Linked DNA regions of Homo sapiens: region 2 is linked to region 1. Evidence: chromatin contacts called from ENCODE POLR2A ChIA-PET data. All regions are on one chromosome and are shown on one strand. The core of a region is the stretch at or near the end of the contact, and the rest is flanking DNA. Distances in the headings are between cores, read along the strand shown.

Region 1 (6,377 bases), core at 1,986-4,485:
TTTTAAAAATTTGTTTGCATTCTTTAAAATGGCTTTATTGAGATATAATTCACATACCATATAATTTGCCCACTTAACGTGTATAAGTCAATGAGTTTGGTATATTGCAGTATTAACCTTTTTATAATTGTGGTGAGAAATATAACACCAAATTCATCATTTTAACAATTTTAAGTGTACAATTCAATGACACTAATGACACGCATCGTGTTGTGCAATCATTACTACAGTCTATTTCAAATTTTTTTTCATCATTCCGATAGTATCTTTCCTTGATTTTGAAAGACGACATCTTCAACTGGGCAAACTGACAAAAAACCCACTTAACTTTGGGCTGTCAAGTGTAGTCTTTGGCTGCCTGACATGTTGGCTCACCCCTATAATCCCAGCGACTTGGGAGGCCAAGGAGGATTGCTTGATCCCAAAAGTTTGAGACCAGCCTGGGCAACATAGTAAGACCCTGTCTCTTAAAAAAAATGTCTACTCTTGGTTTGGTGAATGGGGCGTGGTGGAATTCAGCTCCCATGTCCCCCTTGGCCAGCCACCTGGTGCAGCACACACTCCCAGGCTTTCTCAGCAGCCCTGTTGATGCTGTCACTGAAGCACTAGGCCCAGACAGGACAAGAGCTTGCCATCCAATGGGGAGAAGTGTTGGAGGGGAGGAGAAGGAGGATATTCATTGGTTGGGTACTGATGCTGAGCTACGCCCTATGCTGAGGGCTTGCATATCTCTCCTGAAAAGGACTGCTTCATGCTTTAATTCCATACGCAGTGAACTGAATAACATACCATACCTCAAAGTATCTCACAATTCTTCCAGTTCTATTGGAGACTCGGGGACCTGTGTAGCTGTACAGAGCAGAGGAGGTAGAAGAAAGGGGTGTTTGTGGAGGCAAAAAGAGGACTCTTGATGGGCAAATCTCTGATGGACAAATCTGTCCTACTCCTGTGCTAACTTCCTGGGATTACTGTAGCAAACTACCACAAACATAGGGACTTAATGTAAAGAAATTTATTGTCTCGTGGTACTAGAGGACAGAGGTCCAAAATCAAGGTGTTGTCAGGGCCATGCTCCTTCCAAAGGCTCCAGGGTAGGATCCTTCCTTGCCTCTTCCAGCTGCTGGTGGCCCCAGGCATTTCTTGGCTTGTGGCTGCACCATTCCAATCTCTGCCTCTGTTTTCACATGGCCTCTCCTCTTCTCCATGAGTCTCTTCTTTTTGTGACCCTTATAAGGACACTTATCACTGGATTTAGGGCCCACCTGGATAATCCAGGATGATCTTATCTCGAGATCCTTAATTATATCTGCAAAGCCCTTTTTCTAAATAAGGTCACCCTTGCAGGTTCTGGGATTTAGGACATGGACACATCTTATTGGGGGCCACCATTTAGCCCATTACACTCCCATGTGCCCTTGGCCAACAGCAGTGAAGAATAAACCCTTTGATCCACCAAGAGGTGAGACCCAGTCCTATGTCACCTCTGTCTATTATAACAATGGTGGCAGAACCAAGGCCCAAGGCTCGTGCCAAATCTGCCATTTTGGAATGATGCCACCATTCCCATTTTATGTCCAGGTCACAGGACACAATCTCACATTAATGGATAGGCTTCCTATTGGGTGTATTCACATGCAGGGACCATGGCAGCCTCAAAGAGAGACACTCAATTTTCTGGTTTGCTGTAGGGGGATGGCAGTGAGCTGAGGAAGCTGCCCCGGTGTAAGCTAGAGGTTGCCTGACCTCGAGGGGAATTTGCAACTCTTTGTGCTGCTTCTCTTCCCTCACTGATAGCTGAGGTGCAGGTGGAGGAAATGCTGCTTCTTTAAACAGAGAGCTTCATTTCCCTCAGGGCTTCAAGTGAGGTGCCTGGGGTGGAGACAGAGGGGCCTGCCTTCCCTGGCTTCCCAAGGTAGCTTTCCTATTCACCCCTCACTCCTTTTCTTTAGTGAGACAAAGCTCACAGGCTGGAGGAGAGGTGTGGGGAGAAGGACTCTACCACTCTACTTTTTTCTAGATGTTCTCATGTGCAGAGAATTGGGCAACTTCTTCCTCCTGACACTCCCTAGCTTTCTCCTTTTCTAAGGATCCACTTATACACCAGCAGTGTCTAAGTAAAAAGGAATCGCAGATTCCTGCTAACATGGTTTGCTAGGTGATTTGTGCTGCTTATATATAATTTTTTTTTTTTTAATTTTGGAAAGATTGAAAGGAAGGAAGGCAGTCATGGGCTCTGCGTACACTTGGAAACATAAATGAGATGTAATTTCAAGACCTCCCTGATGGGCAATGTCAATATGGAGAATTCCCTGGAGAGTGAGAGCTTGGGCTCCACCAAGGGGGAGGAGCTGTGGTGGACAACAGGAGGTCAGCTTCCTAGCAGGTGAAAAGAGCCTGGACCTGGAGGGGAGGATTGGGGGATGAGGGAGGTGAGAATGAAGAGGGTAACAGGAGGCACACCATGCGCAGAAAGAAGACCAGGGCTCACCAAGACTCTCACAGGGTGGTCTATAGGAAAGGAAAGCCTGAGCGCAAGGGTGGGGCTGTTCAGTGGACAGTGTGGAAGGCTCTGAAACTCTGGTCTCCACTGCACTGGCGAATGCTGGGGAAAACCAGCAGTGATGCATTGGGAAGGAAGGATGCACACATCTGGGCGGCCTGTGGAATTACTATTTCTATTCTTGCTTCTAAATGGATGGGTAGGATTCAGACTTGAACTTAGTACATTTATCCTATAAATGAAGGTCTTTCTGTCAGGGATCTCTGCTCCGAGTGGTTTCACAAATGAATGAGTAGGATGCAGGGTGTGACAAAAGAACTAACATTTATTGAGCACCTACTATGTGTCAGGCACTGTCCTAGGGGCATGTGTGTGTGTGTGTGCACATATTGTCTCATTAAATCCTCACAGTGACTCTCTGAAGTTTGTTTTTGTCACTTTTGAGGAAATTGAGACTCAGAGAGCCAAGACTCTTTGGCCAAGGCCACACAATCAGGAGTCATGGACCCACATTCCAACCTGGGTGCACCTTACTCAAGGCCTGTTTGTTGGACAAGCTCTTACTGAGGTCAACGCAAAGCCTGATGTTGGTTCTCTCCCCTGCAGAGCGCCAAGCTGCCCCACCTCTCTAGGTAATCTTTCCCTTTCCAGCTCTCCTGTGGCTGGGTGTGGCTGAGCTGACACAGCATCTGGGTTTTTTTTCCAGACTGCACCCTTGGTAAGGTTCCAGTCTGGCTTATGGTGACGCTATTTCCTTTAGGGCCTGTCATCGCTTGTGGCTTTGCCTCTCAGCCCTCCAGTGGGTGACGTGCTGCCTTTGGTGCCAAGCAGTCACTCATTTGGAGAAGCCCAAGGCAGGATGGCATGCACTGGCATTCCCACACTAGCCACACTGGGCGGTAGGTGCTTTGGAGTGCGGTGTCTCAGTGGGTTCCACCCAAGCTCCATCAGCTCACAGCAGCTGCCTGGAGAGCTGACTCACACCCGTCCTCCACATCCTCCCTGATCAGAAGGACCCGGACTAGCTTTTTTTTTTTTTTTTTTTTGGCTTTAAGGAAGTGCCTTTGAATTTCAAAGGTGCCGGCCTCCTGACCAAGTGGAAGAAAGTCAATCCCCTCTGCAGCTGGTCTTCCTGCTGCTCTCCTTGCCTGGTAAATTTGGAACTAGGGCTTTTGGGACAGCCTAGTCATAACACTGCCAACCACTCATTCTTGTGATTGGACTGTGGGGTCCGGTCACAGTGTGATTAAATGGATGTAGTAATTGGAGTACAGCAGATACTCAACAAGAGGAGAGGCCAGGTAACCAAATCTATGCACCTCCTAGAATATTTGGATCTGGCATTTACTGAGCAGGTTTAAGAGCCTAACTCCTTTCTGTTAGAATAATAGGATGTTTCAGAGTTAAGGTCACACCCTCTGGGGTAATCTTTATCACAAAGGTTGTTGAATAATAGGCCAATTTTTCAAGTTATTCTATGCAACCTCAACCTTGAACTTAAAGGGAAGCTAGAGATTAAAACTCCTTTGCAAAGATTATGACAATGAGAAAATCTAGTGTGGCCAACTCCATCTTGCTTCTAGCCTCACAGGCTGTTGGTCTTCATTCGTTCATGGGTGTAGGCCAAGCTAAACATGAAAGGAATTTAGCTTATAGTTTATCTTTGAAGCAAGAATGATAATAGTCCTTCCCAAAAACTAACCTTCTCCTTGCTAAGGGACTAAACCACCTTTGAAAAACTAATAAAAGTTTAAAAGATTATGGTTATGGGAGGGGCCTGAACTCTGCTAAAATGTAGGTACAGTTAAACAATAACCCGCCATTGTTCCTAGCTTGCTTTTCTATAATTCCTCACTGCTCAGGAATTATGTGGTCAGAGATTACAAGATTTGTGACTTCCCCAATTGCTCCTATAGATAACATCACTATTGTATAACCTAAGATTGGCCTTTGGAGATAGTTTTCAGACTTTTGCATTCTGGCGACTTACTTCACCTGGACCCATGACTCATGACTCAACCAGTCTTGTGGCCTCCACCAAGATGCTGACTCAGGACAGGAGGACCATTTTCCATACTCCTGTGAATTCATCCCCAACCAATTAGCAGCCCCCATTCCCTAGCCCCCTGCCTAACAAACAATCTATAAAATCCATAGCCTCTGAGTTCTGAGGGAGGCTGATTTGAGTAGTAATATCTCCTGTCCTCCTGCTCGGCTAGCCCTGCAATTATTAACCCTTTCTCTACTGCAATACCACTGTCTCAATGAATTGGTTTTATCAGTGCAGCAGGCAAAAAGAACACATCAGGTGATGCCACTAGAAACTGGCACTAAGCTGGATTTGGGTTCTTTAATTTTGTTTCCTGCTTAATAGGTTATAAGGATCATTCCAAGTCATGGATAGAGTCATCCAGGATGGGTGTATTGATGCCACTGTTAAGCCAGTGGGCAGCTGTGATAGAGGGAGCAGAGTCAGTAGACCTGGAAGTTTGCCACTAATGAGGCTTGGCTGCTAGGAAGGTTGTAATGGCTCTGCACTTGAGCTTGCCCATCTCTAACATGGCAGTGACAAGGCTTCCTTCTCAGGGAGGTGACCTCAGGCCTAGCATGGCCCACTGGACCCTACGCTCCTTGAGAACAGGGGTCTCCCTTGTTCTTTGTTACATCCTCAATGCCAGGCATGATAAGGGCTTGATGAAGCTTTGTCCATTGGATCTTTCTGGGTTTGCCAGCCTTCCTCGTCTACACCACAGCCACGGTCTCGTATCGACAGGATCTGGATTGAGATTTGCGTTTGGATCATTCCAATCTATCCCACATCTCCACCTATTGTGGGAATAGCTCTATTTCCAAAGACCAATCTACTTTTCCACGAGGCCACACCCGTGCAGTATGTAAGTCGGAAGCAGAAATGAAAAGGGGAAGAAAGTTGAAATACTAAAAGTGGGAGGAGAGAGGGAGAGTGTGGGAGCAAGGCCGGGACCCACCCCAAAAGAGATTGGAATACATGTGCAGCTTTAGTTCATGGCCTGCCAAATACCTCGTGCTGTGCCTCTGAATGGAAAATGGGGTAGAACAATGAGCTGGAATTAACATCGCCTTTGAAAAGCAACTGCTGACAGCAGGCGTTCTGCATATGCCAAGTATTGCCTTCAGACCAGAGAAGCCTTTTCTGGCCCACATGAGCCCCGTGACAGCCTGCAGAAGGCAACACACCCTAGATCCCTAGATGGCTGTGACCTCCAGCCCTCTGTGCCCTGAGCATTTCTGTAGAAAATGTGTGTATTTAAAAAGGCCATGTATGTTTCTAGAAGGAAGGTGAAAACAAGATAGGTATTTGAGGAATTATATATCGATCGGGTACACATTTTGTGGCCTGGTTTAGCAAAGATGTATTACAGGTCTCAATCAAATTGCTCAGATAGACGAATGAGAAATTTCTGATTTGATATTATTTAGGAGTCAAGCCTGCCATTGCTGAGATTGTGGTACTTAAGGGAAAAGTGCCCTTTTACATATTCTTGACATGTTCTTGATTTTGGTTAATGGTATTATTCTCCAGTTTTGAGCCAGAAAAATCTGGAGCCACCCATAACTCCAGGCTGTCAGTCACTTGCCACTCTCACCCACTTGGTCCCCTAACCCTGTCTGCTTCCTTCCCAGTCACGTTACACCTCTGTATCTTCATTGCTGCCTCACTGGTGTTGATGATTGAACTGACTGCTCCTGTCTTCTAGAATTTTCTTGGTTCAGTTTCTTAAGAATGGCAGAGCAGACTTTATTCAAGGGGAGCCATGGCGATAGGGTATGGGGACCACAGCAATGGGGTCTTGCGGTGGGGGAGAGAGATCGGACTCCACTTCAACTCTAGCGAGGA
Region 2 (6,377 bases), core at 1,789-4,288, 1.3 Mb after region 1:
GCATGAACTATGTACACTGAGGAAAATTTTTAGCCATAAAAAATTATTTATTCCACAAATAATAGGGTGAAAGTCCCTATTTTAGGGGACTTTTCCTATTATAGATGACTACAACTAGCACATTTTGGTGTATACCCATCAGGGATTTTTCCCCCCATTAGGATGACTATATGAAATTGCAATACTCAATTTTTAAAGCTTTTTACTTCGAAATAATTATAGGTTCATAGGATGTTACCTAGAAATGTACATCCTGAATGTCCCTCAGTGCTAACATCTTACATAATTCTGGTATAAGGTCAAAACCCAACAATTAACATGGGTACAATCCACAAAGCTTATTCAGATTTCACCAGTCACACATGCGCTGTGCGTGCAGATGGGCATACAGCTCCATGCAGTCTTACTACATGCATAGCCTTGTGTAAGCACTACATCAATACAGTACCACCGTAAGACTCCCTCAGGTTCCCCTTGCAGGATACAGTAAATTCCTCTTCAAAGTTTAGCCTGTTAACTTCCTTTAAAATTCAAGAAGGAGAAAAATTGTTAAGTACAATAAGTTCTGAGTTCTTCTTCAAAGAACCAATATGTCAGTATGTTCAGCTTCCCTGTTCTTTGTTCTCCATTTTAAAGTTTAACTTCCTCATTCTTTACTCTCCTTGCCCCTAGTTTCAGTAAATGACCCCCTCCTAGCCTCTGTCACCTGTTCTGTCCTTAGGCATCCTTAGTCACCTGTTCTGTAACTGTCCTTTCCACCAAAACTACTCACCCTGCCACTCCGGCTCATACCCTTGCTCTCTTTAAAAGAGACAATTGGAATTAGCTTAGACTGTGCAGTCCAACCCTAGCCAATAGGGGAAAGACACAGCAGTAGGAGCTAGCGGCATTAGGAATAAGACCCCTTCCCCTTCCTTGTCTGGTGTGCTCTCGCCATTGTTCCATCCACAAGATACACCCTTCTATAGAAGTAAATTGCCTTGCTGAGAAAACTTTTGCCTGAGTGTCATTTTCACTTGGTGACACCAAGCATTTACTTCCAACACCTCTTATAGCCATGCCCTCCTTCCCCAAACACTCAGCTGGACTCCAAATCTATAATTATGTTATTTCATATGTTATGTAAGTGGAATCATGTACTATATATCCTTCTGAGACTCGCTTTTTTCACTCAGCATAATTGCCTTGGGGTTTCTCCAAGCTACAGCACATAATAATCTGTTCCCTTTTATTATTGAGTAGAATTTTATGGTATGGATGTACCACAGTTTGTTTAACCATTCACCCACTGAATGGCTGTTTCCAACTTTTGGCTATTATGAATAAAGCTGTCATGAACATTTGTGTATGAGTTCCTACATGAAAATAAGTACTTTCTCTTGCATAAATGCCCAAGAGTGCAACTGCTGGGTCATACGGTAAGTTCATTTTTCGGTTTTGAAAGGAACTGCCAAACTCTTTTCCAGAGTAGCTATTCCATTTTACATCCCCATCATCACTGTGTGAGTCAGCTAGTTTCTCTGCATCTTTGCCAGCATTTGCTGGGACTTACTAATTGTAACACAGGTTGAGTATCCCTGCGCTGAAATCTGAAGCTTTTTGAGCACCTACCTGATTCTAACAGGAGATGCTCATGGGAGCATTTAGGATTTCAGTTTTTTGTTTTAGCCATGCTCAACCAGTAAGTGCATACTGCAAATATTCCAAAATCGGAAAAAATCCAAAACCTGCAACACTTCTAGTCCCAAGTATTTCAGATAAGGGATATGTAATTGTACAGACTGTTTCCTTTTCTCTCTCTTTTCTCCAGAATGTGGATGCCTGTCAGAAACAAGTTTCAGCTTCCTTTTAAATATTTTCAATAATTGCTGTTTCCAAAGGTACTTTTAGTTCCCTGAGCTTAGTAAAATATATTTTAGAAAAATTTTGTTCAGAAACTGAGGACTTGTTAGACAATGACAAAATACACAATATTTCCTTGCAGTTTTAAAAACCACTTTTCCTGTACTGTTACCATTTTTAACAGTTACATTTTTTCTTACCTCAGTTTTCAAATAAGGTATACACAACAATTTTTAAAGTCTCCCAATCTCCTGCCCCCACTTAAACAAATGAATACAAATTTTCTCAGGCTGGATTAAAAAAAAAGACCCGTAAAAGTATTTTCCTGGCATTGGTTTTCCTTATACATGAATTTTTAAGGTATCAACTTCTGTGACCTGTGTTTCTACAGTTTTAAAAAGTTTTATATCCAGCCTTCATCAATAATTAGTTTTCAAAACAGACATATTTATTTTATACCATACATTATTTCTGTGAGTATTCTAAAGTATTATAGAACATTATTCCTCAGAATTGGCATTTGGAAAAACAATTCTGTGCATGCTAAAGTTAACACACGTTTTCAAAGAAAGTTAAATGACTTTACAGAGCTTTTCTTAACCCTTGCTCCAACACAGACACACACACACACCCTTTACACACATTAATCAAGTACTATACTTTTACATGCAACTAAAAAAAGATGATCCTTACCTAAAACACAGTAGTTAGGAATAATGGCAGTTTTTTTGCAGATAGTCAGAATAAATAACTTTTACATAACAAAGAATTCATGGCAACTACTGAGTTGGTCACAAAATTAGGTCCTTAGGAACAGCTACTGGAAATGCTGTTTCCTAAAACCATGCTGCAGGAAACACTATTCTAGTATTCTGGAACAGTTTTCGAATTCCTATCAATTACCTTAAGGAAATGACCACTATCTAGAGTATTAACAAAATGAACACTGCAGGAACAAGATGTGTATGAGGCTTGTTAGAAATAGTTAAGACAGAATGCTCAACAATACCTTAGCTTTTATGGGAAGGGCAAGGCAGTTTAGAAGACCGGGGTCTGACTGCAGGGCCAGCTCAGGCAGGCGGGTCTCAGCACACCACTCACCTCCCACCATGCACCCTGGAGGCCTCAGATTTCCCATCGCCAGGAGGGTGGAGCTGGCTGAATATGGATCGGAAGGTCACCTCCAGTTCTTTTTTTTTTTTTTTTTTTTGAGACAGAGTCTTGCTCTGTTGCCCAGGCTGGAGTGCAATGGTGCGATCTCGGCTCACCGCAACCTCCGCCTCCAGGGTTCAAGCAATTCTCCTGCCTCAGCCTCCTGAGTAGCTGGGATTACAGGCGCGTACCACCACGCCCAACTACTTTTTGTATTTTTAGTAGAGATGGGGTTTCATCATGTTGGTCAGGCTGGTCTCGAACTCTCTGACCTCGTGATCCGCCTGCCTCAGCCTCCCAAAGTGCTGGGTTTACAGGTGTGAGCCACCGCGCCTGGCCCCACCTCCAGTTCTTAAATGCTGAGAATCTATTTTTATTTACTTCTGATTGGAGCAGGAAAGGGTGATCCCAAAGCCTATCTTGTTTTTAGTATAATTATATGAATATCAGATTAGCATTAAGGAATCTAAGACCTTTTGAGTTAGACAATGACATTTCAAGAAAATAAGATTTAATTATTAACAAAAACCTGAAGGTATTTTTACATTCATTTTCCTGGCCATGTGATTGATTGAAGAATGATAAGAACCAGAAAGTGTAAGATAAATGGATCAGTAAGAAATGCACTTAATCATAAATTATTACCCTTGTTCAAATTCACAGGCTCAGACTAGGAGGTTAAGGGTACGGTGTGGTGGCTTCTGCAATGAGTACAGGTAGCACCAAGAAGGCTGCTTCCTGTAGGAGATCGACAAATACCTACATGGATGAGTCACAGTTCGAAGGAATGGTTCAACGCCATTTGAAAATGCTCTTCAGTGATATGTTGACAAAGATGCTTTTTACAGAAACACTATGCTAAAATGCCGCATGAAATAGCAGCTTTTTCTTTCTTTCTTTCTTTTTTTTTTTTTTTTTGGTAAGACTAAAAAGAACTTCAGTCTAGAAGCTTTGTGTTATGGATATTTAGACAAAAGCCCAATTTCTAGAATTTTTAAGCCACATCTGACATGTTCCTGAATTTTAACTATGGAATTGGCCTACTTATTAACAGTTTGAGGGGAAAAAATGGAAGAAGTTTAGATCACTACAGGAATCTTTTCAAAATCAAAGGCTTTTTTTAAAACGCTGCATAAAAGACTTTAGAAAAAGTAGTATAAACCAACTGCCAGCGTCTGTGAGTGAAAATTATTTATTAAAGAGTCCATTCAAAAGGGTTGTACAGACAGAAAACCAGTGGTTCTCCACATTTGGCAGCATCAAAATCACCTACAGGACTAGTGAACAGAGATTCCTGGACCCCATATCCAGAATCTGATTCAGTAATCCATTTGGGCCAAAGATTTGCATTTCTAACCAAACCCCAGGTAATGCTGACACTGCTTGAGAACCACTGCTCTAGACGAACTACATCTGTGCAACCACTGCATTACTTCATTTACATTTTGACCTTGTATAAATATTTATACAATGGGAAACAGACGAAGCAGCTGGTACAATCCATAGAAATGACGGAAATGTTATCTCCTTAACTCTTGAAAATATCTGTGAAATTATCCAGAACGGAAGAGCTCCAGCAGCAACCAAAATGCATAATCACAGACAAGAATTGCCTGTTGTCAACCTTATGGGTGACAATAACGGATAAGCCCCTTAAGGCAGGCTTTCCTCCTTAGCAACTCTGTGCCATTCTGTGGAATCCATTACCAGTCCCTGTGCTTGGTGGCTTCCACACAGAAGGAGGCAAGATCCCCTGTGACCAGATCTGTGCTTTGTCCTGAACTCCAGATATAACAGAGTGGGTTCTCATCCTCTCCATTTTCAGAGACAACATACAGAAGTTTTCAAGCCATCTGCATTTAATTTTCCCATAAACAATATAAAATTATATTTGTATTCAAAGCTAATAGACAAAACTCTGGCAAATAAAAATTTTAGAGAAGAAAAAATACATACAAGCAAAGTGAGATGTGAGAAAGTGAATATGGCAACAAATGCTGAAGAGATGCAAAATCAATGTTAACCATAAATTTCTATTAATCGAAACTCTCAGACTCCAACAGTATAACAAAGCTAATCACAATGATAACCTAAGGTATTCAAAGATTTAAGAGATTTCTGAATTATTAAAACATTTTATAGTATATTCTAACTGCTTTGAAAATTGGTCATCTTTGACAGACTGGTAAATATCAACAGATAAAAGGTTTGAATTAATCAAAAACTTCCCAACCTTGATAACCTGGTATGCTTGTTATTCAACATAAATAATCACACATTTAAAAAGTTTTAAAAGCGTTCTACCTGCTATGGATTCATGGCCGTTCAACACAATCTATGTGTTAAAATAGATCAGACCCAGGATTCAGGTCAGCATTTGCTATTCTTAATCTCTAAGCTTAAACACACACAGACACACACACACACACACACACACACACACACACACACACACACCACAATTCTTCCCATGTATAACACATTTGGAAGGCAGGAAGGACGTTTTTTGCCAACAGAAAACTCTTAAGAACACAAAAACCAAAAGCATCCCCTTGTTTCCAACATTTTGATTTCAGTATATAAATGATGTTGATGGAATTTTCTCAGTAAGACAATTCTCATTTCTATGGTTATAGTGATTTAAATTGGCTGCTATGTTACAAAAGAATCTTGAGAAATATCTAAAAACTAAACTCATATAAAGAAATTTTGACATAGAGGAAAAAAAGAAGGCAGTTAATATGTCAGCACATCTAAACATAAGGCAATGTTAATTTAAAAAACAAAAAGAAAAAAGCCTGTTGAATAGTGATTGAACATAATATTAAAATCTATGGTTTGGGTTTTGTTATTTGTTTTAATCATGAGAGAAAAATCCTTCAGATGTAAAATTTAAGTTTTCATTAATTATTAAAAATGTATATTTTTCTATCTTATTCATTCAAGAACAAGCAACCACTTGACAAATGTGGACTAATTTTGACAGTAACCCCTCACTACCAGGAATGGAGAAATACACAAGCTTCAGTTGTTTTCTCATGATCCAGACTGCAAATAAAATGCAGTTGCAAATAATATCACCTACAATTTTGTTTAACTCCAAAGATCTGAGGGTCTCTAATTTGAGCATTACAATCAGAAAAACAAAGCTGATTTTCTTCTTTTTAAAGGGAACCTGAGACCGGGCATGGTGGCTCATGCCTGTAATCCGAGCACTTTGGGAGGCCGAGGCAGGCAGATCACAAGGTCAGCAGTTCGAGACCAGCCTGGCCAACATGGTGAAACCCTGTCTCTACTAAAAATACAAAAATTAGCCAGGCGTGGTGGCGGGTGCCTGTAATCCCAGCTAGTCGGGAGGCCGAGACAGGTGAGTCGCTTGAACC

The links. ChIA-PET counts read pairs that join two places held with the same protein, here RNA polymerase II (POLR2A).
Region 2: POLR2A ChIA-PET joins it to region 1 with 12 read pairs in activated naive CD4-positive, alpha-beta T cell. The contact joins the promoter of DTNBP1-AS1 here to the enhancer-like site in region 1. POLR2A ChIA-PET finds 5 or more read pairs at or near these places in 2 of 52 experiments (H1 and activated naive CD4-positive, alpha-beta T cell).

What each region holds. Positions count from the first base shown.
Region 1 is chr6:14,267,861-14,274,237 of GRCh38, forward strand. No RefSeq gene overlaps it. Among named protein-coding and RNA genes, the nearest start is that of LINC01108, 14 kb to the right of the region's middle. RefSeq lists enhancers at 2,621-3,820, 3,111-3,255, 5,091-6,004 and a cis regulatory region at 3,178-3,188. Within about 2 kb of position 3,236, at least 6 of the 41 ENCODE cell types and tissues checked have a DNase peak (open chromatin) inside an H3K27ac peak, as active enhancers do.
Region 2 is chr6:15,543,032-15,549,408 of GRCh38, forward strand. It overlaps DTNBP1-AS1 (DTNBP1 antisense RNA 1), which reads left to right and starts at 3,039. Exons shown (of 3, transcript XR_007059478.1): 1 at 3,039-6,377. The region is part of intron 7 of DTNBP1 (dystrobrevin binding protein 1); the gene reads right to left. LOC105374947 (a long non-coding RNA gene) reads left to right here. Exons shown (of 4, transcript XR_007059475.1): 4 at 1-1,340.